Regions from separate parts of the Mus musculus genome. Here region 1 is linked to region 2. The links are chromatin loops, found by intact Hi-C in ENCODE. Cell type or tissue: left cerebral cortex. All regions are shown on one strand. Links, peaks and the distances in the headings refer to the core of each region. The heading gives the core; the rest is flanking DNA.

Region 1 (12,342 bases), core at 2,053-10,052, 190 kb before region 2:
TGGCAGATGACATGGACTCCATAGGCAAGGTTCCAGCAGCCCAGGGCAACAAAAACATCATCCATGCCTGCATACTAACACAGCAATAGGGGCATCATGGGTGTGACTAAGACAGGTTCTGCTCACCGTTCCTACAAGTTTCTTCAGCCACTTCTGCCATCTTCTATTATTAGGCAAAGTACCACTACTGTAAGCCAGGATATTGCAGCATCCTGAGAGCGGGAGTGATGGGTGCTGATCATCAAATCTGCCGCTCCCCAACCCCCTTTAAAGAAAGGCACTCTGCTTTCAAACATCCCATAATGTAAAACATTGTTCTACATCACAATTACTGCCTTTTTATGCCATCTGATTCCCAAAGATGAACCTGAAAACAGGAAGTATTATTTTAAGGATAAGGAAATTGGAAGCCTGAGAGTAATGACATGTTTGCCTTGTCCTAGGCTCACAGCTATTGAGCAGAGAGGGCTGTGCAGTCATAGAGTCCACGCCATCAGAACACCATGGACCCTCAAACTGACCTTGCCTCTAAGCAATCAACCATCTTCGAGATGTCACAGAATCTCTTCCCAAGGTACAAAATAAGATGTCCCAATAATTCTTTTATGCTCAGTATTCACGTGAAAGGGAATTTTAAGAGTAAGTACATAAAAGCACTACTGAGAATAAAGCTTTTTGAATTAGGTGAAATGTTATTTATTCCCTAGGAAAGAATCAATGAAAAGTGTACCCTAGCTGGGCATGGTGGTAAATGCCTTTAATCTCAGCACTTGGGAGGCAGAGGCAAGAAAGAAAGAAAGAAAGAAAGAAAGAAAGAAAGAAAGAAAGAAAGGAAAGGAAAGGAAAGGAAAGGAAAGGAAAGGAAAGGAAAGAAAAGAAAAGAAAAGAAAAGAAAAGAAAAGAAAAGAAAAGAAGGAAAGAAAGAAGGAAAGGGGGAAAGGGGGAAGGGGGAAGGAGGAAAGGAGGAGAGAGAACAAGAGAGAAAGAAGTTTAATTATTGCATTAAAAGAGGAAGGGGAAGGTGATGGCAGAGGAAGGTCAAAGGTAGAGGGAAGTTCAAATTAGGAGCACAGCCTATGTGAGAAACACAAACCAAATGAACAGCTTCCCAGGTTCTCATTAGAGAAGCACAGACTCCTGCAGTGGCGAATTCAAGCAGTGCCCCCTGCTTTTGAGGTGAAGGAGAAGAGCCATTTCCTTCGTTCTGTTTGTTCTACTCATGCTAGGTCAAAAGGGAAGAGAATCCTTGAAACTTCATCCAAGTTGCTCACACCAGGATGGATGGCACTCCATTGTCTAAAAACCTACAATTTTTGCTTCTGGGATCATGCATAAAATATGGTATTAAACACACTAATTCTACTCACAGAATAAGGAGCATGCAAGTAAACCTAGAGGCTGATACTTATCACATACACACTATATGTAAGTACTGCCTTATGTCTTACATCTGTAAAACGGCCAGTCACTGTAATAAGTTCAATTATTATCATTATTATAAGGTAACCTTATAATGTATCGTTTAAATAAATGTTTAAAAAACAAAGGCTTTATTAACTATTAACAATCATGCCAGCACAGGCATGTGCAGACCCTCAGTCATTTGCCCCATTTTTTTTCAAATAAAGAATTAAGGACGAGACAAGGTGAGAAGCCTACCAAGGTCAGAGGCAGGTCGGGGTCAGGGTTCAAGCCCAGGCCGTCAGGTGGTCTGTGTGGGCTACCTCATATAGCATCGTATTTTTGCCACAAATGACTCAGCTGTTCCAGCTGAGGCACATACGCCTTCCTTTCCAGAGTCTTTTCAGGAAAAGGCCTACAACTCATGAAGAACCATGAGTGACTGGGTCACTGATTTTAAAGGACACTGATTAGCTTCACCTGTCCCACATCCCCACTGGGTTTTTTTTTGGGGGGGGGGGGTGAGTGAGAAAGGCTCACTATATTCCAGGCTAGCCTCAAACATTTTATATATGAAAAACTAGAGAAAGTGGTTATGGGAATGAATGAATACACAGGGGCCGGGGAAGTCATCTGACTGCCCTATTTCAGGCTAGTGTCTGGAATGGGGACTTCGTCTTATAAGACTAAGATCTTAATTTTTGGGCTCTCGGCTAACACCAGGACATCAGAACTCCTGAGCTAAGATCACTGGTGTTGGAGAACTGCTGTAGTAAAATAGCACGTGCTTCCTGCCAGGAGAAAACATGTCTACATGTATACACATTGATGTCAGAAGCGGCATCAGATCCAGGTGTGATGACCCACGTCTGTAATAACAGCAGAGACAGGGCAGGAAGCTTTCAAGTGCCGGACCAGCCTGTAACACAGCAAGTTTATGGCCACATGGGGATATATAATACGACTCCCTCCCCATCAGCAAACAAAAAAAAAAAAAAAAAAAAAAAAAAAAAAAAAGAAAGAAAAAAGCAAGGAAAAGGAAAGGGAGAAGTGAAAGGGAGAGGAGAGAAAAAAGAGGAAAAGGAAGAAGAGGCAGCTACAAGAAACAGAAAAAAAAAAAAGACATACTAGCATTTGCCACCTCATTCTACCTGTATTTCTGGTAGCATAACGCAGGCCCCCTGTCAGCAAGGGCTTTGCTCTGTTCAGCACTTCACCATGAGCGTTCACATCTGAGACTGGGGATGTCAATAGACATGTACTGACTCCATGGCAACCACTCTACACTTAAATATCTGTGGAGTAACTGTCCGCCAGTGATTTGGGATTTGGCAAACAAGGGGAGTAAAGCTCAGAAACAAACCAACAAACAAAAGATGGAAAGGATCACTTTAAAATCTTACTTCTGCACAAAGTCAATTTGGTCTTAAACACACTGCAAAGTAGCCAGAGACATCTGCAGGATGAGCTAGACAGAAGTCAGGGCAGTACTGCAAGGACCTGAACCTGGGACCACAGAGCTCTGACCCTCACTCTTGATCTTGAGGTCCTTCATCTGTTAAGTTCAAGTGCTTCAGAGAGGCCTCGGAGGCCCTGCCTCCACTTCCATTCCATGGGAGCTATGCTCTTAGACGGTGCCTTTACCATACCACACTCTCACTGTCTCCAGAGAAACCGTGTATCCATTCTTCCAAAGATGCCAGAAAAGCAACTACAATCTTCTTTTAAATGCCTCATTCAATGGTTTCAACGCAACTCTGGTAAATGAGCGGTAATTTTAAAAATTAAGGATATGAAGAGTCTAAGTGCTAAAAACCAGTCAGCCTAAATACAGAGGCATTTTCCAGCCATTGCTGAAAGAAAACAAGTCACATGGATATCTGTACCAAGGCAACTGCTTTTCCATTGTCTAACGAAAGCAGTACACTGTTCTGTGACAGTGTCTCCTAAGGTATAGGTGCTCCTTCATGCTCAGAAAGCTGGGCTGATCCTGTACATCCAGGTGTACCCAATCCTAATAGATTTGCACTAACATGTATAGAAATGAGTTTCTGTCATTGTAAACAATACATACATCCTTTTCTAAAAGATTTATCTGATTTATATGAGTACACTGTACCTGTCTTCAGACATACCAGAAGAGGGCATCAGATCCAATTACAGATGGTTGTGAGCCACCATGTGGTTGCTGGGAATTGAATTCAAGACCTTGGGAAGAGCAGTCAGTGCTCCTAACCACTGAGCCATCTCTCCAGCCCATGATGCATACATCTTAAAGAAAGGTGACTTCCAGTTGAACCCAAATGAACCATGGAAATCACAGGGTACCAGCTACACTGACTTAACAACCTGCTCCAAAGTCCATCACTTCTACTTCTCAGAATAAGACTGTGAAAGCCCTGGTCCTGCAAGCCAGGTCAGATAGGGTTCTAAGCATCCCTTAAAGTGGAAATGATGAACCATTCCATTTTCCTAGGGACTCAACACATTCTCATGCAACCCCAGTGCTCTGCCTGATACTTCATCAACAACTTAAGGGAGAATATAACAATTAGCTTATACCAAATGGCATTTTAACTTCGACATTATTTTCAAAGAACTACTTAAAGATTTCTGTGATTTTATTTGGACAGTCTGAAAATGCGTAAGTGCTAAGCGCCCAGTGCTGTGAACTGTCTCACTGGATGAGATGCAGTGTTTACTTCCTGTACTGGGTATGAAGTAGAGGCTGCCCACGGGAAGAAGTGTTATTTATAACTACATGCTAACAGATGGCATAGCTCTTCTCCACATCTCTAAAAGGGTCCAGAAAAAATCTCTTCCATGTATTAGATTTCAGAGTAAGGTGTACGCTTGTAGCTTACAAATATTTCTTTTAAACTTTGATTACATTAAAACACTAGTTATAATTAGCATTTATGACATGCTTACTACACACCAGCTTTACACTAAACATTTTCCTCATAGTACCAGGAAAACCTCTCAAGAGACTGGAAAAAAAGACTATTTCTTTGCTTTTTCTAATTCCTCTTACTTACTTAGTGTTTGTGTGTGCACGTATAGTTGAGCAAGGCGGTGACACAGCCTGGGGTGGTAAAGGCACAGTCTAAGAGACCTCCGAGGCCTCTCGGAAGCACTTGAGCTTAACAAGTGAGCGGCCTCAAGACCAAGAGTGAGGATCGGAGCATTGTGGTCCCAGGTCTGGGTCCTTGCAGTTCTTCCCTGACTTCTGTCTAGCTCATCCTGCAGATGTCTCTGGCTACTTGTGTTTAAGACCAAACTGACTTAGTGCTTTTGTAGACATAAGATTTTTAAGTTATCCATTTGGACAGCACACATGGACGTCAGAGGAAAAACTTCAAGAGTCTGTTTTCTTTCCATCCACAATATAAAGATCAAACTCAGCCTATCAGGCTTGATGACAGCAAGCTGACCCTCTGAGCCATCTCCTCGGCCCAGACTACTATTTCTTCACTAACAGACAAAGAAACTGAGTAAATGCATTAAAACCTGCCTCAGTCTATTCAACTAGTGGGTGGCTACACTGGGATCCATCTTTAAAACTAAATTATTCCAAACATCACGCTATACTGCGTCCCTGCACATGACTAAATAAACATGCATTCCTAAGTGCTTAGGTGTGTTCACTTGCTTTTCAAACATCTCCACTGCATGAATTAAAGATGCTATGTCTACAAACGCCCAAAACTTTACACACAAATGGAACATGAGGAGATTTCTGATAAATGTTGCTAAATAAATGAAATACCAACATTGCTCAGTATCTGGGGAGGATTGGACCCAGGACCTCCTGAGGAACTCAAATCCACATCCTTTATGCAAAACAGAGCAGTGTTGGCATATAACATATACATCTTGCTATGTAGTTGGCATCATCTCAAGATTTCATATAATTTCTGACATCACAGACATTACCCAAATCTCTATCATGCTACATTGTTTGAGAAATAATAAGACCAAAAGGTCTGGGCAGTTTTGGGTACAATTTTTCAGGTTAGTTAATGGAACCCTTAGATGCAGAACTTTTTTGATATCAAGGGCTATCTCCATGAACTCACGCCAGAGTGACGTGTGATGTACGTACACATGTATTAAAAATGGGTCCACAGAACCACGTCAAAAAAAAATCACAGTATAACCTGATTAAGAAGAAAAGATAATTTGACTGTTCTATTTTCTCATCAGGCTTTATTTCAGAGCCTTGAGGGAAAGAACAAATGAGTCACTGTGTGGCAGAGGGAAGGCACTACAAGGAAGATACAGAAATGAAGTGACACACTGCTACTTTATCCTTCATTAACAAGTTAGGTGCCAGAGTTAACAACAACAACAAAATCCAAGAATTTGCCACATCGGTAATTTTAATAGTAACCTAGCAGAAGTAAGAGCTGGAGATGGCAGGAAGGCCAGGATTCTATGCAGAATCATAGACACTGCAGACATAACTTATCCCTCCCCTTTGCTTTTGGAAAGAGGTGCTCATGACACAGCAATTCATGCCTCCTAAATCATCTTGCATATTCTTAACACTTCCTGGACTAACATATGTAGCTTGTGACTCAACATTACTACAAAGAAGTAAGTAGCCCTTTGTATTGTGCATTTGAAATAAAGTCCAGTAAACCTGAACAAGTCTGGGGATTGAAAAAGCTGGAATTGAGTCCTGACTACAAATGAGGCTCAAAGGCCAGGTGAAGTCAGCACATCTCTCCACTCCATGAATTACCATGAAAAATGGTTCTGAGAACACAGACCTTCTTTCACACAGTTAGAAAGATTTTAAGGATATGATGTGCGTACATTCGTGTGTGTGTGTGTGTGTGTGTGTGTCTGTGTAGAAAAAGAGAGGTGGGGGAGGGAATGAAGGAGAGATAGAGATAGGCAGACAGACACATAGACAGATGACAGACAGATGGATGAGTGGGTGGGTGGGTGGGTGGATGGATGGATGGATGGATGGATGGATGGACATAGATGGATAGTGCTACAGCACTTACACAGCTGTGCTTAAGAAAGCACTCTAATTCATGGAAACGAAACTTGCATCAAAACAATGCACACCCACTTTGACTTTGACTTTCATTCTCAATAAAAGTACTACACAACTTTATATGATTTTGTTTAAGCCAAAATACAGGGCTTGGTACATGTATAGTGGTAGACTGCTTGCCCAAGCATGCATGAAGTCTTCGGTTATATCTTCAGCAACACATATACAGCAAATCAAAACCGAGTTCACCATCTTCAGCCACATAGAGGAATAGAAGCTATTAGGTCCAAATGAAGTTCCAATTCCAGACCCCAAAAGGCAGTCCAAATATCCAGAAATGGGCTCAACATGGATGTTGGGAGAATTTCTGGTAGTTACATAAAAGCCAGCATTCCTCAGGAACTTGTGAAATCAGTTCCCTATCAAATGGACTCCTTTGCCTTATCACTGGCTGATGGGACAAATGGCTATTTATGGTGCCTAATAACATATTAAAGCAGACCAGACGCTGGCTTACAGGCTCCCTCAGGACAAGTACCTGCAGCACATTTCAATGTCCAGGCTGGCATCTAGCCCTTCTAACCTCCTCCCCTACCTCACACTCCCTCCCCAGAGCTCCTCATTCTCCTTATAACCCTGCAATTCAGTCTGTCTGTCTATCAATCTATCTTTCTTTCTATCTCTCTCTCCCTCCCTCCCTTTCTCCTCTTCCTTCTTCCCTCTTCCTCCCTCTCTCTCCCTCCTTCCTGCTCCTCTCATTCTGTTTTTTCTACTCCCTGCTGGTCTCCCTTCTCTCAGAGCCCAGGCCAGGTCTCATGGCCATGTTTATTTCTATCTCTTTCTGCTCTGGACTTTCCCAGAAGCCTCTAGCTGTTCTCTCATTCATGTTTCTCTCTCTCTCTCTCTCTCTCTCTCTCTCTCTCTCTCTCTCTCTCTCTCTCTCTCTCATATCTACAACAAAAACCTCCCCTTTAACCATTCCAAGGAGCAATTATGTCATTATGTTATACAGAGGTCAGCCTGGACTGCAAACAATCCTATCTCAAACTTAACAAACAAAACCCCAAAAGGATGAACACAAATCTATAAGCTCACATGGAGGCCTGCTTCTAGCTGAAAGAGATGGCAGCTTTCTGCAATGATTCCACTTCGGCTTGATCAGTACTCAAGGAAAAAAAATGTCCACAAGTATGAGTTGATCATATATAAGAAATTATAAATATATATATATATATATATATATATATATATGTCAGAATCTAACATATGCTAATCTGTGTTGACTTGAGAATAATAAAGCAGAGCTCCACCTGCAAATGTACAACAAAAAGTCAGATCTGACAAAGTGTTGAGGCTATGCTACTATTTAAGGCTCAGTCACAAATGAGACATCTATACCAACAGCCTCTGTCTCCCACACCAATGGCTCAAGAAACATGAGCAAACAGAGGACAGAAGATAGTAAGAGCCAGAGGATGAGAAGAGAGCTGTGAGATGCTGCCTTCTGGATGCGACATACTCATGGACTCACTGTAGACACAAGTTGCCTACATAGGACCAAGTCAACAAGACCTCTCAACATTCTAACAGGAAACACCGACTGAACCCACTGGGTTACTGGTGGGAGTGCTCACATGATGGGATGAGGATTAGGAGTGGCCAGGGGGGATGGAAGAGGGGAGTTTGAAATGAACATGGTCAAGATGCATTATTCACATGTATGAAACTGACTAAGAATTTTTAAAAGGCATTCTATTTTTTAAAAATCCATGTATTAGATTTCAGAGTATAGTGTATGCCACGGAGTGGCATGTTGGGTTGACTGAAATATTGAGAAAAACCATCTACCCACTGAAGTCTCAGGAACAAAGAGATGGTCAAGAGGCCCACAGAGATGGCAAGTCTGGTGGAAACAGTCTGGCCCTCAGTACAGTGCTAAGCTGTCAGCCCACTCACCATCCAAACCAAGATAAGACAAAGCAGCCTCAAGCAAATGACCCAAGATCTAAGCCCAAATTCTACCCAGAATTCAATGCCCCGTCCTGTCAGAGTTATAGGCACAACTAAGGGGGTCAGAGGCTCTGGTTATCTTTGTTGGTCCCCACGAGCCTATTTAGGTTCAGAAAGGGACAAAGAAGGCGTAAAACACTTTCAAATGAAAACTGCGTATCTGGGTTTAGGGTCTAGATTCTAGGCGAGGTCTAGGTTAAGGCATTAGTAGGGAGAAATCCACCCAATGCTGTGTGAATGATAAGGTCCACAGTCAGGGCTCAGCATCTGCCGGCCAAGGCCTGTGATGCTGATGTTTGTTTACCTAGCTCACGCCAAGTGCCTAGTGGCGCTGCTCAGCAAACACAGGTAAATACCATGATCTGGCCTATTAAACAAAAGGTGTTTCTGAGGAGAAGAACTGGCAAAAAGAAAACACTCCCACTCAGGGGTACTCAGAAATGGTAATTAGCTCTCATTTGTGAGTGCATTTGCTGAGTGCTGACTATGCTACAGGCATGGGGCTCAGCAGCACTAGTCTTTCTTTTTAATACAAGGACACGATGTTGAAATTTTTGTTCATTTTCTCTCACAGAACAGGAAGCAGAATCAAAGGATTTCATCCTCTTGTCCCAAAACTATTACATCACCCGGTGATACCTGTATGCAGCCCTCCATTTAAATCATTTACAAGCTATCCTGCCAACTGCTAGACGATCAGCTGTACCATCTTCAGTGGTCCTCTACTCTCCCAGTCAAAAGCAAGCAATAGTTGCCCACTTTGCCTGTTCCCTGAGAACAACTTGCTACATCCTTAATGCAATTTACAGACATCTTAGTCAGGCTTTCCACTGCTGTGATAAAACACTGTGACCAAAAGCAACCTGAGGAAGAAAGGGCTGGTTTCACTCATAACTCTCAAGTCATATACATCACCAAGGGAAGTCAGGGTACAAACTCAAGGGAAGACCTGCAGCAGAGGAATGCTGCTCACTGCCTTGTCCCCATGGCCCACTCAGTCTGCTTTCTTTTACAGCCCAGGTCTCCCTGCCCAGGGTGCTGCCAGCCCCAGGGAGCTGGGCCCTTCCACATTAATCATCAATTAGAAAGATTTCCATCCTATCAGCTGGCCTAAAGCCAATCTGATGGAGACATTTCTCAATTGGAGTTTCTCTTTCCAGGAAATTCTAGCTTTTTGTCAAGCTGACAAAACCAACCAGGACAACAGATGAAGGACTAGTAAGCCCAACAAGGGTGAGATGACTCACCTCTGGCCTTGTAGCATTTTAAACTACAAATGGAGACACAGCTTCTGACCTCTATTCCATTGCTTAACTACAGTCATTACTGAGTACAACAGAAAGCGCATTACTGAGAACAACAAAGCACCCACTGGCAAACCCTGCTCTTCTCAGTCAACATTGCTGGCCCAATCAGGTGTCATACACTATAAAAGACAGAGCTCATAAAAGCCCTTTAAGTAGATGGAAGGAAGAAACATAAATTGTGAGTCACTTTCTAAAGCCCCTAACTAGTTAACCAAAAGAAATCTATGTTCATTTCTAGTTCTCCCATAATGGGGTAGTGATACAAAGCCAGAAGAGGAGAGAGAGGAAACAAGTATGTCCACCCATGGGGGAGAGCTAAGGTACTGTGTTTCAGGATGAGGGTAAACTGAAAACAATGGCTCCAAGGACCAGAGGAACTGTAAACCATGAGTGTGGTTGTGGTAGGGGAACTTTGCTTCTAAATTCCTTAAAAAGCCCGGCCCTGCCATTCTGCTCTTTGGATCCCACTGATGTAGCAGGGTGATGTGCTGCCATCATTTGATGTGCTTCTTCTTGAGATGCCGTCACAGCTCCCACAGTGAAGAACAAACAGTTCTTCCACGTTACACACACACAGGAAGTCTTGTCACAGTGGACCTGGATTTTCCAAGGCTTTCCTCCAAAGAACCTTCTTGACAACAGGGCCTGGCTACTGTGTCCCTGTGTCTACTGCGTCCCTGTGTCTGTCAACCCCCACAGCAAGGACAGCTCCGTAACCCAGAGAGAACTGTGCCAATGTGGGCTGACTGGTGCTCCAGAGCTCTTGCTTCAGCTCTCTGTTCAGTGTCCTCTTCACGTACAAACAGCCAGCTCTACTGGAAAGGAAAGCTGCTACAAGCTGAACACTTCTACACAGAGCTGCCCTGAGGTTTAAAAGATATTTTTTTTTTTCAAATATCAGTATACTGAAAGTCTGATGGTTCAATTGCATAAGCTGTTTCATATACAAATTTATTCAAAATAGTATTTAAAATCACCTTCAGGCTCTTATGTAAGCTATGTATGATATGGAAGCATTTCATATGCACACTTGGATTCTACCCTTGAGATAGTGCAAAACGTATACATAAATTTCCCACGGTCCAAAATTTAAATCCTTCAAGCTCCAAGCATCAGTGTGCTTTGGCACGTGCTCTGGACATTCTGCCACTGATGTGGTTCGGAAGAAAGTAACAGAATTGCCCTGAATTGTAAGTTATATCAGATATAATAGAATAAAAGGGGATACTTACCCAGAAAAACGAAGACTAAGAGGCAAATGCTATGGGGACCTTCAGGACCTTGAAAAGCTTCCAGGTCAGGAGAGAGCAGAATAAAAACCAAGGAGTTAAATACTCTCAGGGAGTGTTTGGCTGGACACAGCACCTTTCCATAAAGCAACTTTCTGCCCCAGGCGTTGGAGTTCCTGCTGGCCAGGAGTGTCTTCAGCTTTCAGGGTTATCAGTGAGTCCTGCATGACTGAATTCCCTAACGAAGAAGGCGGGGAGGACACTATATAGTATCCCACTCCCTGCTCAGGAAGTTGCACCAGGGGCTTCTGAGAAAGTGTTTATTATGAAGATGGAAACAAATGTCATCTCAGCACTAGAACTGGTGGTCACTTTCACTTGAGAACACCCACCCGCCCCCAGAACACGTTTGCAAATGCCGTCAAAGGTGCCAGACACTGGAACTGTAGACATCATCCACACTGACTTCTCTGCCTCAGTAGTTCTTGTGTGCTGTAGGAAAAGCTCTACCCAGAATTGCAAACAGCAGTGGGTACCCACAAGGACTTCCTCCAGAAAGACTTCCAGCTTCTACTAGGACAAAGTTAAAATTATATTTTTATTTCATTTTTGAGATTATAATTTAATGACAACATTTCTCTCTTTCTTTCCATTCCTCCAAACCCTCCCTCCCATATGTCCTTCCACATTCAGAAAATTATTTTTTGAAAGTCTGGAGAAGCCAACAGTACAACCACTTTGCATTGTCCTTGGCACTCATTAAGCATATTTGTAGTCACATTAGCTGTCAACCGCTAGAAACAACCACACTTTTTCCACTTTGAACTCTCATACCTCAGAAGATCCTCACAAAGGACACATGACCAAAGGTCTTCTAGCAGGTAAAAATTCCAAAGCAACTTCCTGGTTCTAGTATAGACTAGGCACTAAGTATATGCTTGATGAATGAACATGCCTATGAAGGCATCGTACAGACAGAGAGGGACAGCCAGCCAGCAGCATGCGGTCTTTGTTCTACGTGCAGTGGTAGAAGGCCGCAGAGGGGTTTATGGATGAGAGACATCTAGCATAGCAAGTAGAACCTAAATCAAGCATAGCTTTAGGACTTACAAAGGAAAGCCAGTCTGAACCCTAAGCACAACCAAGCAATGCGGAAGAAGTATCTGGGCAGAGGCAGTAAGTCAGCACGGTTACTACCCATTACCATGCTGCTCTCAGACCAGAAGACTGGTTGGTGTGTGTGCCAATTTACTTAGTCCACCATGTGCAGAGAGGTAAGGGTTCAGAGAGGAGTCCATAAAAACAAGCAAACAACAAACACTCCATGTGCCACAGAAGGCGGAAAGGATGAGCTTAGAGCCTCCCTGATCAATTCCCTAGGACA
Region 2 (12,342 bases), core at 1,464-9,463:
GCCTTCAGCATCTCTATGCTGATTATATAGAGCAGGACACAAGCCACTCCTTGGGCCAACTGTAATTCACACTGAAGCACGTTGACTTTTATTGTTTCTCTGGGTGAGTAGAAGGATGCTGGCGCTTACAGCCTGATTATCTCTGTGTGCTGATATGTCACTGGGGCTTTGTGGCTAATGCATATTCAACAAGCTTGAGTTAGGACTGTCGATAGAACAGTAAGCAAGTAAATAAACGCAATGAGGACAGAGCAAATGAGCAAGCAATTCTATGGCCAGACTCAAGAGGTCCTCTTGCTTCCAGCTGCTTGCTGCCATAGAGTGTTGCCAAACACTGGTTTGTTTGGCTTCTTTGCTTGTTACTGAAAAGCTGGAGAGCTGGGTTTTTTTTTTAATGTGAAATCACTGAGTTTCCAAATAGTAGCAATTAATATGAGTCTGTTTAAAACACTGAAGAGGCCAGATAGAATCTTGTGTGTGGGTTTTAGACTGAAGTCTAAGAGCAGTCAGATTTTTACTGAAAATAATGTTTCCTTAAGTGAAACAACTATTAGCTCATGCGTACAGAACAGTGTGGAAGGTATTTTGTGGAGCTTGGAGGAAGGGTAGGCAAGGAAGACATCACTCCTAGTGTAGTCAAATTGGGCCAGGGCCATTTATAAGAACCCTTGTTAAGAGGGAGGACAGTGTTATGGGTGTTCCCAAGTTGGGAAGATAATTCCTGGCTCTCATTACCAAGGAAGGGGGACATTTGGGTGTTTATAAAGAAGATAGGCAACTGGCACCTGTGGTAGGCAGCTGTCCAGTATTATAACAAAACACCAGAGCCAATCAGTTTACAAAGAGACACTCTTACAAAGTCAACGATCAGTTGACCTTTGGGTCAATAGTAAGGCAGTCCAAAATTGTGGGGGCTGGTAAATTATCAAACTGGTTTATATCATGATCTACAGAGAAAAGAGAAAGGAACTAAGGAAGGGCCCTGTTATGTTTCTGTGGCAAATGATCTGAAGGCCTCCCACCAGATTCTACTTCTGTATGGGTCCATCGCTAAATAGTAGCATTATCCTGGAGACAAAGCCTCAACACAGGTGCCTAGAGGAGACATTTAAGACCAAAATTTAGGAGGGCTGTTCTAGACATCAAGGGTATGGTGTAGAAATCAGAGCAAACTTGGGTTCTGAAAACCATTGATGACTAGCTTGGCAGTAATTTGAACCTATAACATTCTGGAAAGACTCATGTGTCAAAACTTCATGTTTCAACTTGCTGATAACCAAAGGAGGTAGTTTGAACTTTGGAGAGGTAGGGCTTAGTTTGATATCTTCCAGTCATTGAGGTTATGTGTAGAAGAGGATTGTGGGACCTTGGTATGTCTCCTTCTTTCTCCTCTTCCTCCTTCCCACCCTCACCTCTGTTTTGATCTCCCCAATCCCAGTCATGAGGTAACTATGAGATGAATGGGTTTTTCATCCAAATAAACCTTTGTTTTGATCACTTGACATTCATCTCAGTTATTACAGTACCAGAACACTGGCTAGTACACTGTCTCGGGCTGTTGTATACTTCTGTGATGGCTTACTACAAATTTTCTGAAGGCAATTTCTATCCCACTCTTCTGGAAGTCTAAGAAGTCGTCACCAGTTTTTGGCAAGAGTCTCTGTGCTGTGTTATAATGTAACAGAAGGGCAAGAAAGTGCACATGAAACAGAAAATTGCTTTTATTTGGAACCTACTCTTGAGTTGATGCCATGAGTCCTATTACCTAAGGACCCTTTAAAAGTTCCACCTCTTAGTGTCATCACAATGGAATTAAATTTTCAAATGATTTGAGAAGAAACCTTACAACCATCGCAGAGGCCTTCGGTGGAAAATGTGGACAGGCTCATTGAAGGGCCCAGGCTAGAGCTCAGAAAGAACATTATCACTTTGGACATTCCTATTTTGTGGTATTTAAAAGAATGATTTAAACCAGTTTCAGTTTTAGTTTCAAAGTTAGAAACATTTTCCTGGCATGTCTTAATTATATGTGAATGTTTGAATCTGCCACATGAGATGATGGCCTGTGGGCTGTTGAGGAATTGTGGTGTGGAGAGGATGAGATGAAGTGTGGGATACTGAGAGTATGAAGTCAGCGATGGAAGATGCAGACCTTGGAGCGATGTTAGGGTTGTGTCATAAGAACTCACCAGCCCCACGGGGCATCATTTGCCTTCACAGCTCGTTAACGGAGAGGTAGCAACATGAGCACCACTTAGTTTCTTGGCTGTGTGTTGTAACGTATGAAACCACATTGCGCCTTTGTGGTCCTCAGCAAAATGAACCTGGTGCTAGCATTTGTTTTTACTTCTGGAAGACAACTTGGTCAGAGGTACTTAACCAAATATGGCATTGTATTCATTGCCTGGGAAGTTCTTAGAGAAAAGTGGCCATGGAATGCCCTGTTGCCTGTGTATCAGCAGGCTGAGGGCCCTTCTTCCTCCTCCTCTTGTCTCTGCAAAGCTAGATTTTCATACCCAGGTATATCACTTCATAATGAATAGCACTTTGTGCATTTTTCTATTATTAGGTGCTATGTTTGCCTAATTTTAGAGAAATTATATGATTTTCCCCCCAAATCTCTGTGATTATATTTTTAGACTTGCCTGGTGAGTTTTTAGCATTTTCTCCCTCTGGTGCTCAAAAGTACATGTCTGAGCTGCCTGCCTCACACCTAGAATTTATTTTTTAAGTTGATAATTGAGATACTACTTTTTCCTTTATTGGTGATATTGGGTGTAGAGTGGGTTGGGTTGATTCGAATCATGTGTTCTAGGAGTTAAGGGGAAGGAAACCTGTAATCTGTGGCCAGCTGATTTTTAGCAGATTCCAAAATGATGAGTTACATTGGAGATTTTTTTTTTCCTGCAAGTGCTACCAAGACAATGGGATTTCTACAGATGTGGGAATATAGAAGACTATTTCTCTGGCTCTCAGCATTCCTTATTGGCTGGTCAGTCTTTATCTAGGGTTGGAGCCAAGTGAAATTCCCTCCTTCTACATCATGTCTATGCCCTCATGTCTATTGGCCTCATCCTTGCTCCGGTCTTCTTTAGGTAGCCATGGTGGTGAGATGTCAGGATTGCAACTTCTCTGATATTCTCAGGGGACACAATCTCACAGAAAGCTTTCTGTTTCCTCAGCCCCTCCTCTGCAGCTACCCCTGAGCCTTAGGTGCAGAAGCTGGGCTGTAGATGTGTCATGTGGTACTGGGCTCCATGACTGTGCTTTGTCATTGGTTGTAGTAGTGGTACCCGTCTGTTGCAAAGAGAAGTTTACTTGACTGGGGTGGAGAACTATACTCACACGTGGGTATAAAAATTCACACTATAGTTATGAATTCTGTTGGTTTAGCAACAATTGGTTAATACAAAATAGCAATTGTTTAATACAAAAATGGACCAAATGTTTAAAACATAAAACTATGAGACTCCTATTGAAAACAAAATACAGCTTTAATTCTTCATGGTTTTGGGCAGGTAGTAACAAAACAAAACAAAACAAAAAAAAAAAAAAGAAGAAGAAAGAAAAAGTAAGTACAGAAAAACTGAGCATCTTTTAAACTCAAAACACAACTAAGGGAGGAAATATTTATTAATGAGGTTTTGATTGGGAACTAGCATTCAGAATACATAGAGAATGATCACATCCTAACAGTTGAAATAGAAGTAAACCAATTTGAAAACACAGTTGTCCAAAGCAATTCCACAATTACTAGAAATTTTGAAAGATGTTCTGAATCGTTAACTCATTAGGAAGATGCAGATCTTAACCATAATTGGAAGTCAGTTGCTGTAAAGAAGATGGACCATAAAGAATGTTGCTATAGGCTGGGGATACAGTTCAGCATCAGAATGTTTGTGTAGTATGCACAAGGCCTGAGGTTCATTCCTCAGTACAGAACTGGACATGATGCTACTACATGTCTATAGTCTTTTGTCTTAGGGAGGTAGAGGCCATCATTGGCCACTTAAACACTATCTAAAGCAAAACAAAAGAAGCTATGGCAGAAAAACAAAGAAATACTGGCAAGACCTTGTAGAAATCGTAATCATCATATGGCACGGTTAGAGTGTTTAAAATTGTGCAGTGACTTTGTAAAACACATAGGCAAAAGGTCAGACATAGCCAAGCCATATGACCGAGCAGACACACTTCAAGGCATCTAACCAAAAGAATGGATATTCATAGTGGCTTTATGAATGATAAGTAAAGTATGGAGATAGCAGAGAGGTTTGTTGATTGATAAATGGAGAAACAAACACAATGAAATATTTTTCATGCATAAAGAGGAAAGAAATGCTGATCTATGCTTCATTGTGCATGGACCTTACACATGTAATAATGATTGAATGAACCTTGTTGCAAAAGGCTGCAAAGTCTCTGTTTATGTGACGTGTTCAGAATCCATACACTTTTAGAAAGTAGATTGCTAGTTATCAGGCCTCAAAGCATGGGAGAATGGGTAGTGCCTACTAATGGACATGGGTTTTGTTTTGTTTTTGCCCCTAGGGTAATAATACAAATACTCTATATTTGTGTTGTAGTAGTGATCATATAAACTCTGAATTGTCTCAAAACTGCTAAACTATATTGTGTATTTTGTTAGGTTTGAATGAAATCTTAGTAAAAGTGGCTATGTGTAAGATGTTTAAGCTTACTGGTCGTAACACATGCAAGTAGAACATCAGAGACACATTACATAAAATAATAAAATATCTACTTTTGTCTAAAAGACAAGAAAGTGAAAAGAGAGTATGTGGGGGAAGGAAATAAGATGAAGTCTGCTCTGAGAATGAGTTTTTGATTGTGTCTGAATATATGTTTCCTGTGGGAGGCAAATACATTGCAGGCATATGTGCTGGCAAGGAGGCTGTTTGGAATGAAATGAACCCAGGGTTTGTGCTTTGGGGTTTATAGAGTTATGAAGGCAGGAAAGAGGTCAAGAAGACAGAATGGAGGTCAGAGGCTTAGCTGAAGCACTGGCAGAAAAAAAGCCACAAGTGGGTTTCTCAGAGAGCTGCTTCTATGTTTTCTTCATTTGGGAGCATAAAGGCATATGCAATTTTCTTGTTTTCTTTTGAGATGGAGTGCTACATAGCTGTGCTGGCCTCTGACTTGTTATGTAACTGAAGTTGACCTTGAGTGGCTGAGCATCTTGCCTGGGCTATCTGATGCTGACATTTTCGATGTGAACCCCTGGCAGTCGAGGGATCTGACCATGAAAGCAGATGTCTAGGGTTTGACAAGGGCTGTCTAGCTGTCATGACAAGTGGAATAAAGAAGCCTTTCTCTTCTATGTTGGCAGCAGTTTGACTAAGTAAGGGCCTCCTGATTTCTCCAGGAATGGGTACAAGTGAGGGAACTGGTCTAGGAATCCTATAGCTGTGAAGAAAGCACCACAGGAGGTGGAGCCTATGGGAGGAAGGCTCAGGCTCCTAAGGAACAGATGCTGTGCTTCAGATATGGGAATGCAGGGGAGGGACCTCTAGCAATGTCAGCCTGATCACCAAGATGCCTGTGGAAGTGCCAGTGAGAACAGATGGCCACTGGGAGTCTTCAGATGGGCGGCCCTGCGAAGGAAACCAAATCCTGTATGTAGTATTCCAGCTGGAATCTCACCATAAGGAAACATCAGATAAACCCAAAGGAGGAACAAACATGTTTTCTTTCTTTCTTTTTATTTTTTTCCTAGTCTGGACAAAAAATAGCTGTTGAAAGATAGTATCTAAGTACAGTACTGATCTTCAGTTGGATCCTGAACTGGAGGTCAGAGAGAGTGCTGGGAAAACATTGAGTTAAATGACAAAACGGGAATGTGAACCATAAGTAACATAAACATAACACCATTAACATTAAATTTGGTGGAACTGATAGCTGTCCAGGAATACATATATCTTACATTAAATCTTGCATGATGTATACAACTCAATCTCATGATGTGAGATTCTGGAAATAATTTCATGTACACATGAGATTACTATGTACATATCTGTATATGTGCATATATCTCTGTATGTGAGAGAGCAAAGCTAGGGTCTTACTCGTGATAAGCAAATGCTCTACCACCATAACCCAACACACATGCATATGCGTATGCACTAAGAGTGAAATGTTGAAAGGCTGGTGCTAGGTTTAATGCTGTTTACCTTGTAAGCTTCCTATAACTTTTCAACTCTTTCTGAATAAAAATCTAGGAAAAGTGTGTCCGTGAATGAAGAAGTTAGCCTTTATATTTTAATTTCCTGCCCTTGGGGCCAGAAGGGTGAAAGGTGTTCCTGTGGCTCAGTTTGCTCTACGATACAGATGGAACCAGAGAGGATGGAACACGGGAATGCCCTCAGGATAATGGAGGGAAATATAAGACAGGAGAGAGCCAGGGAGGCAGGTAGTAGAGTCTTAGCTTGAGACAGTACTGGGAGCTTTAATTGCTCATGGGACCAGAGACTGTTCATGTCTTGAGTTGTCTCTTTAGCAACTCTTCCTCTCACCAGAGGCATGGTGAAGTTTAAAACAACAGTGGACGATGAAAGTCAAAGGTGTTTTCTGATTGTATCATATATGTTTTTAACATCTAACATACCCATACATATATTCTAGTTATAAGGCAGTTCTAGAGTACAAAAGCTCTCCAGGGTAGGATGTAGGACAGGAGAGGCTTCTTTAGAACCTGGAGAACTTGACTTTGAGGTGAGTTCAGACTGTTATTGATGAGTGAAGATAGTCCTTGGCATGTAGTGGTACTGATGTGGGTAAGGTGTTGTGGAATACAGTTTCTACAAGAGAGAGAGCCTACTTGGTAAAGGCCCAGAAGGGTGATACATGGCACATACTTGAGAATTGTAATGACATGGAGAGGGCCAGAGTGGTGTATTCATGGAGGGGGTACATTTTAAAGAAATGGAACAGGAGAGACAGATGGGCCAAATGAAGGGCTGACACATGTGGCTGAAGTTCTTTCTACAGCGGGTAATAGTAGTTTTCAAAGCATCTGCTCATTTGCACTGACAAACTGTTTAAGATGTCCTTAGACTGGGAGATCCACCCTGATTGCTGGCAGTGACTTAGTGACTCAAGTCTGTGGCAGTTCTGTTCTTTAGTGAGTCTTAGACCAGGATCTTTTTCGGAATATAGGTGCCTGGACTCTCCTGAGCCTACATCAAAGATCATATTTTATCAAGATCTCCAGGCAAGCTGGCTGCATGGTGCAATCTGAGAAGTGCTGTATTTTGAAAACTCAGCCAACCTTTACATTGTGTGTTTCTCAATATGTTGCGGCCTCTTGAATCAGAGTCACCTGGAGAATTTATGAGAAATGAAGGTTCCTAGGCCCATCCATCTACCCTGGTACCATCTACTATATGGTAGGACATGTGGTATAAAATCTTAAGAGTTGCTCCCAATGGCAACCACCATGGAGAGCTGGATGGAAAGCATTCTTCATGATGCAACTTCCCAAATGATGGGCCAACGAACTGCATTGCTTTGAAGGCTGCCCCAGTGACTAACACATCCCTATGGGGTTTTAGACGGGGGAAGTAATTTTAGAAAGTGAATTACATTCATTATGTTGGATGGCATGATGCTTCTGAGACATCATTCTAAAGGTTCTAACATACCCTATGCCCGAGTCTTGTCTTCATCAGTCACCTTCTCCTTTATAGCTGGAGGACATTGGTTTGTAGAAAAAGTGGGGAGGAAAGCTTAATTTTACAATTCTCATGGGAAGTGATTTCATCCCCCGGAGGACATTTGGCCAACTCCTGCAGGAGTGGAGTGCAATTGACAACTATGGTTGAAAGCCCAAGGATGATGCTTGCTTAGCACCTCTTCTAGATTGCTGTATCAAAATGCCTGAGATTGGCTAGCTCAGGAGATAGAAGGTTTATTTGGCTCATGATTCTAGTGTTTGTAAGGGCTTAATATCCTCTGCAGAACTGGCACTTGGAAGGGCAAGAGAGCAGGAGACTGGAGAAGAGCCAGCCTCCCTCTGTAACAGCCTTCCTTGAGTGAACTAATTGAATCTACCAGATTTGATTCACTCCTAAAAGATAACATTCAACTGTTTGGTGAATGGAGACTGGAGCCCTAGATTAGCTCCGTTTCTCACTGCTCTAACAAAATCCCTGACAAAGGAACTTCCAGAAAGAAAGGTTTGTTTTGGCCCATGACTTACGGTTGCAGTCCATCATGTTGCTATAGGCGTGCCATCAGGATAAAAAGACGTCAGAACAGAACCAGGGAGTAGACAGATGCGTGCTGCTCTTAGCTCATTTCCTCTGTTTTGAATCTCAACCTGTAGGATGGTGCCACCCACATCTAGGGTAGGTCTTTTCCCTCCACAATTAAGCATTTCTGGAAACACCCTCATAGGCACATCCAGGGGCGTGTTTCCATGGTGATTCTGAATCCACTTGACAGTAAGGATTAACTATCATAAGCCCCATGACCTCACCACAACCTTTGCACTAGGAGCCAAGATTCTACATTGTGATTCTTTGGGAGATAACCATCTCTAAAGCCTGGCAGCGTCCTTTAGTACAAAGCAGTCCTCACCTCTAAGGGATTATTAATGGTGCCCAAAATACATATAGCATTGAGCAACTCTGTTCTTCAAAGCACACCATTTGTATGTTAGAATCATTTGTAGCATCTTCTTGAGACTTTGTGATTAGGCCCCAACATCTGAGGCAGGACTGTACTAAACCTTTGTGGTAGGAGAATTTTGACAGTCATTCTTCTTGGCAGATATTTTGAATTTTTGAAAAGTGCTTTAGTAGTGGGCTGTGTTTGCTAGGCTAAAAATAATGTGTAAGCACATGAAGCATAGGTCATGAAAGAAAGTAAGAAAACAGTTTTCATCTTCAGGGCAGACACTGGATGTCTGTAAAGTGAGCCCCAATGTAATAGTTTCTGTTTAGCTAGGCATAGAGTTAGGGTTAGGTTCACTGAGGGTAGGTATAAATACGTGCAAATATCAAATGTGGTACTGTGCAAACTGCATATCTACATGTAGGAAAATGAAACTAGGTCCCTGTCTCTCACCCTTCAGTTCAAAATGAACCAACAACCTTAATATAACATCAGAAACTCTAAAACCGTCAGAGGGGAACACTTGAAGTTATAAGTAGAGGCAAGACATTTCTCGAAGTGACTCCAGTAGTTCGGGAGATTATCCCAAGTATTGACAAATGGGATTGCATGGAATTAGACAGCTTTGGCACAGTAGAAGAAGTGATAGAGTCAAGAGACGAGCGTACAGGCTGCGAGAAAATCTTTGCGAGCTATGCACGTGACACGTACAGTTGGAGATCAATACCTAGAATATATAACAAAGTAAAAAGTTTAAGTCCTTGAAAAATCATCATTCAGTCAATAAATGGGCAAATGAATTGAACAGGCATCGAAGGAAGACATGAAGAGTTAACAGCTGTACATCAAAAAGTTCAACCTTCATAGCCAGAAGGGAAAACTACATTTAAACTAGATTTGGATTCCACCTCACCCTGGTCAGAATGTCGATCAAGAAAGCAAATGACAAATGTTGGTGAGGATGTGGGGGAAAGGAGCCCTTATTTACAACTGGTGGGAATGTAACTTCTGCAGCAATCGCTATGGAAATCAGTCTAGAGGTTCCTTCAAGAGCTAAAAATAGGACTACCCGGTGATTCAGCTCTTCCACTCCTGGGTGCATACCTAAAGGGATCTAAGCCAGCACGCCACCAAGATGCTTGGGGACATGGATTGTGATGTGCTGGTTACAGTGGATCAGATACGGAACCAGCATAGAGGCTCAACCCTAGATGAACAGATAGAGAAAGAGCGGTGCACATACTAGTGAGAGTGCAGTACGTCGCAGGAAAAGGGGTGGGTCTATCTGCAGGTTGGTGCGATAAGCAAAATCATGTTTTCTTTATGTGTAGGATCCGTATTTCAATCTATCTGTCCACGTGACACGAAATTAGGAAGGGGTTGCTTGGGAGAAGAAAACAGTGAGATGGGAAGAAAGAATGACGAAATAGATAATGAACAAAGTCCAGTGATCTGTTTGTCTTTAAATATCTCAGTGAGGCTGATGAGTTTGAGTGCTGATTAAAAATGATCTTTTCTGAATGGTGAGGGCATGGCCCCACACCCACCTGACAGGAGCTGTCTCGGAGTGCTGGGTGGAGCACAGTCCTGGGGTGGTCCAGGTTAGGTTCTCATCGTCTCTCTAAGTAGCAAGCAGGAAAGAAAGGGATAGCAAAGTATACATGGGCAGGCATCCTTGTTCTCTTCCTGTGGAGAACTGAGGCAAAGCCGTCTGCGGCAGCTCTGCTCGGCTGTTGGTTCCTTTTCTATTTCCAGTCCGTACCCACTGCACAGATGAGGAAATCATCTGTGGGGCTACGGGCCTGGCTCCCGAGCAACTGACTCCTCTGGCTTCTTTCTTTGTGTACACAGTGATCTTCCTTCCCTGCCAGCGGCCTGTACCTGCCAAGCTCCGCCGAGGGCTTCGCTAGATGGCTTTCGCATCTCGGCTTGCTTTTGTGTCCCCGTGTCCCCGTGATGCAGACACTCTTCAGGCTTCCCATGGTGCCTGCAACCAGGTTTTACTGACTTTAAGTGAAAGGCACATCACATCGTGGGGCAGAAACAGCCTACTTTCCTTTTGTGTAGTGAAAAAAAAGTGTACTTTTCCAGGAGACTCTGGGAAGGACCAGCCTGGTAACTTATGTAACTCCTTTCATGCCAGGCTGCCTTAAGCCTTCCAAAGCCCTTTGGTGGCTATAAGCTGGCGTGGCTAAGGCTGCAGGTTTTGAAACACCAGGCCTGGTGCAGTGAGATCTCTTTGCTTTTGACTCTGAGAGGTGAAATGAGTTCAATATAGCAAGAGTTTTCACCCCAAAGCCTACAGTGTTGTTTGTGTCACAAATGTGACTTTTCTCGCTCTACCCCCGACTCTCCATGTGTCCATGTGTTAGATTCTTTTTATTGGATAGATCCATCCAGCATTCCTTTTTTTCCCCCCACAACCTTCTCTCATTCCCTTTATGTTGAATTACAGCTTCAAAACAAAACAAACAAACAAGCCAAAACCTCCTTGAACCAAGTGAATTCTTTGGGTTTGGTTAAAAAGTGTAAGCTTGAAAATAAATTTCAAAGGTGGTTTTTAAGACTTTCTATTGAACAAAGAGTAAAACCTGGAGACTGGAGAACGGTCGGACGTGCAGCGCCGACCTTCAGCAGTGACGAGCCAGCACCTTGCTTCATGGACTTGATTAACGTGATGTCATTTCCAGACATTGTGTTATTTGGTTTGAGAGGACATTTTCAAGTTGCTTCCAATTCCAGCTGTTGGGGTAGAATCGGCAACCCAGGAAAGCCGTCCTGTGCTCTGTTGCAGGCCCCCTGGGCCAAAAGGGATCAGGCCTGAAAAACTGCATTGCCTGAGTGAGTCTGTGTTGGTGACACAGAAGACTGAAGCCATAGGGGAAGTTGGTGATGTCATCTCTCTCGCTTTCCCCTCCCCTTCCCACTCCCAACCCTGAACCCTGACCAAACAAAGCATATTTTTCTAGTGATAGAAATCAGACACTTTTGACCTTTTTCTTGAAGGGAAATTTTGTTTTTCTTCTTCCTTTTCCTTATCAGCAAGATCTTCCTTTTCATGGAACCATAAAAAGAAATTCATTGTTTGAGGTCTTTTTAAATACATGTATGTATATATACGTCCATCTATGTACACATATATATGTACAGACGTTAAATGTATCACTGATTAAATTTTACCTACTCATTTCATTCCCATGCTTGAATATACCGAAAATTACTCTTTCCCTAAAACGCATCTGATCTCTCCAAGCACCAGCATCCCACTCCCCAACAGAGGTGACCACTGTTTTGATATTGTCAGGAATTTCATATAAATGGGGCCACTCTGTGTCAACAGACTCATTTTGTTATCACTGCCTTGTGACCTTTCACTCAAAGTAAAATAATATTTGTGAAACCTGTCCCTGCTGTTTTCGTGTGACACTGGCTTGCTTTTTAGGGCAGCATGGCCTCCCCGCATCTCGGTGTTGCGTGACTGTGCCGTTTGCCTGCCCACTGTTTCACAGCAATGGTATTTAATTGACTCATCACTGTGTTAGGATGTGTTCAGAGGCCTTCAAGTGAAGTAGCTGATTTCATTTTGAAAGTTAACTTGTGATCTAGCTCTTGTGGCTATTCCCTGTGGAGATAAGAAACTTAAATATGTAGATAATTTCCCCCAAATTATTCAAAATGTAAGCGATGGAGCAGACTATACTCCTGAACGTT

Evidence for each region. Peaks named below come from ENCODE experiments on the same cell type or tissue, not always from the same donor. Only the 100,000 strongest peaks of a DNase experiment are listed, where the experiment ranks them.
Region 1: it touches region 2 in a loop (2.0-fold over the local background); 2 of 42 quality-filtered maps call a loop at or near these places.

The regions. Positions count from the first base shown.
Region 1 is chr6:108,126,821-108,139,162 of GRCm38, forward strand. The region is part of intron 7 of Sumf1 (sulfatase modifying factor 1); the gene reads right to left. Among named protein-coding and RNA genes, the nearest start is that of Sumf1, 53 kb to the right of the region's middle. In left cerebral cortex, for the core only: a CTCF peak has its summit at 5,655; DNase peaks (open chromatin) are centred at 4,121, 4,528, 5,720 and 5,867; H3K27ac peaks cover 2,223 bases.
Region 2 is chr6:108,316,308-108,328,649 of GRCm38, forward strand. All of the region lies in intron 4 of Itpr1 (inositol 1,4,5-trisphosphate receptor 1), which reads left to right. Among named protein-coding and RNA genes, the nearest start is that of Itpr1, 110 kb to the left of the region's middle. In left cerebral cortex, for the core only: no CTCF peak of the experiment used is centred there; DNase peaks (open chromatin) are centred at 2,146, 4,936, 5,550 and 8,436; H3K27ac peaks cover 5,130 bases.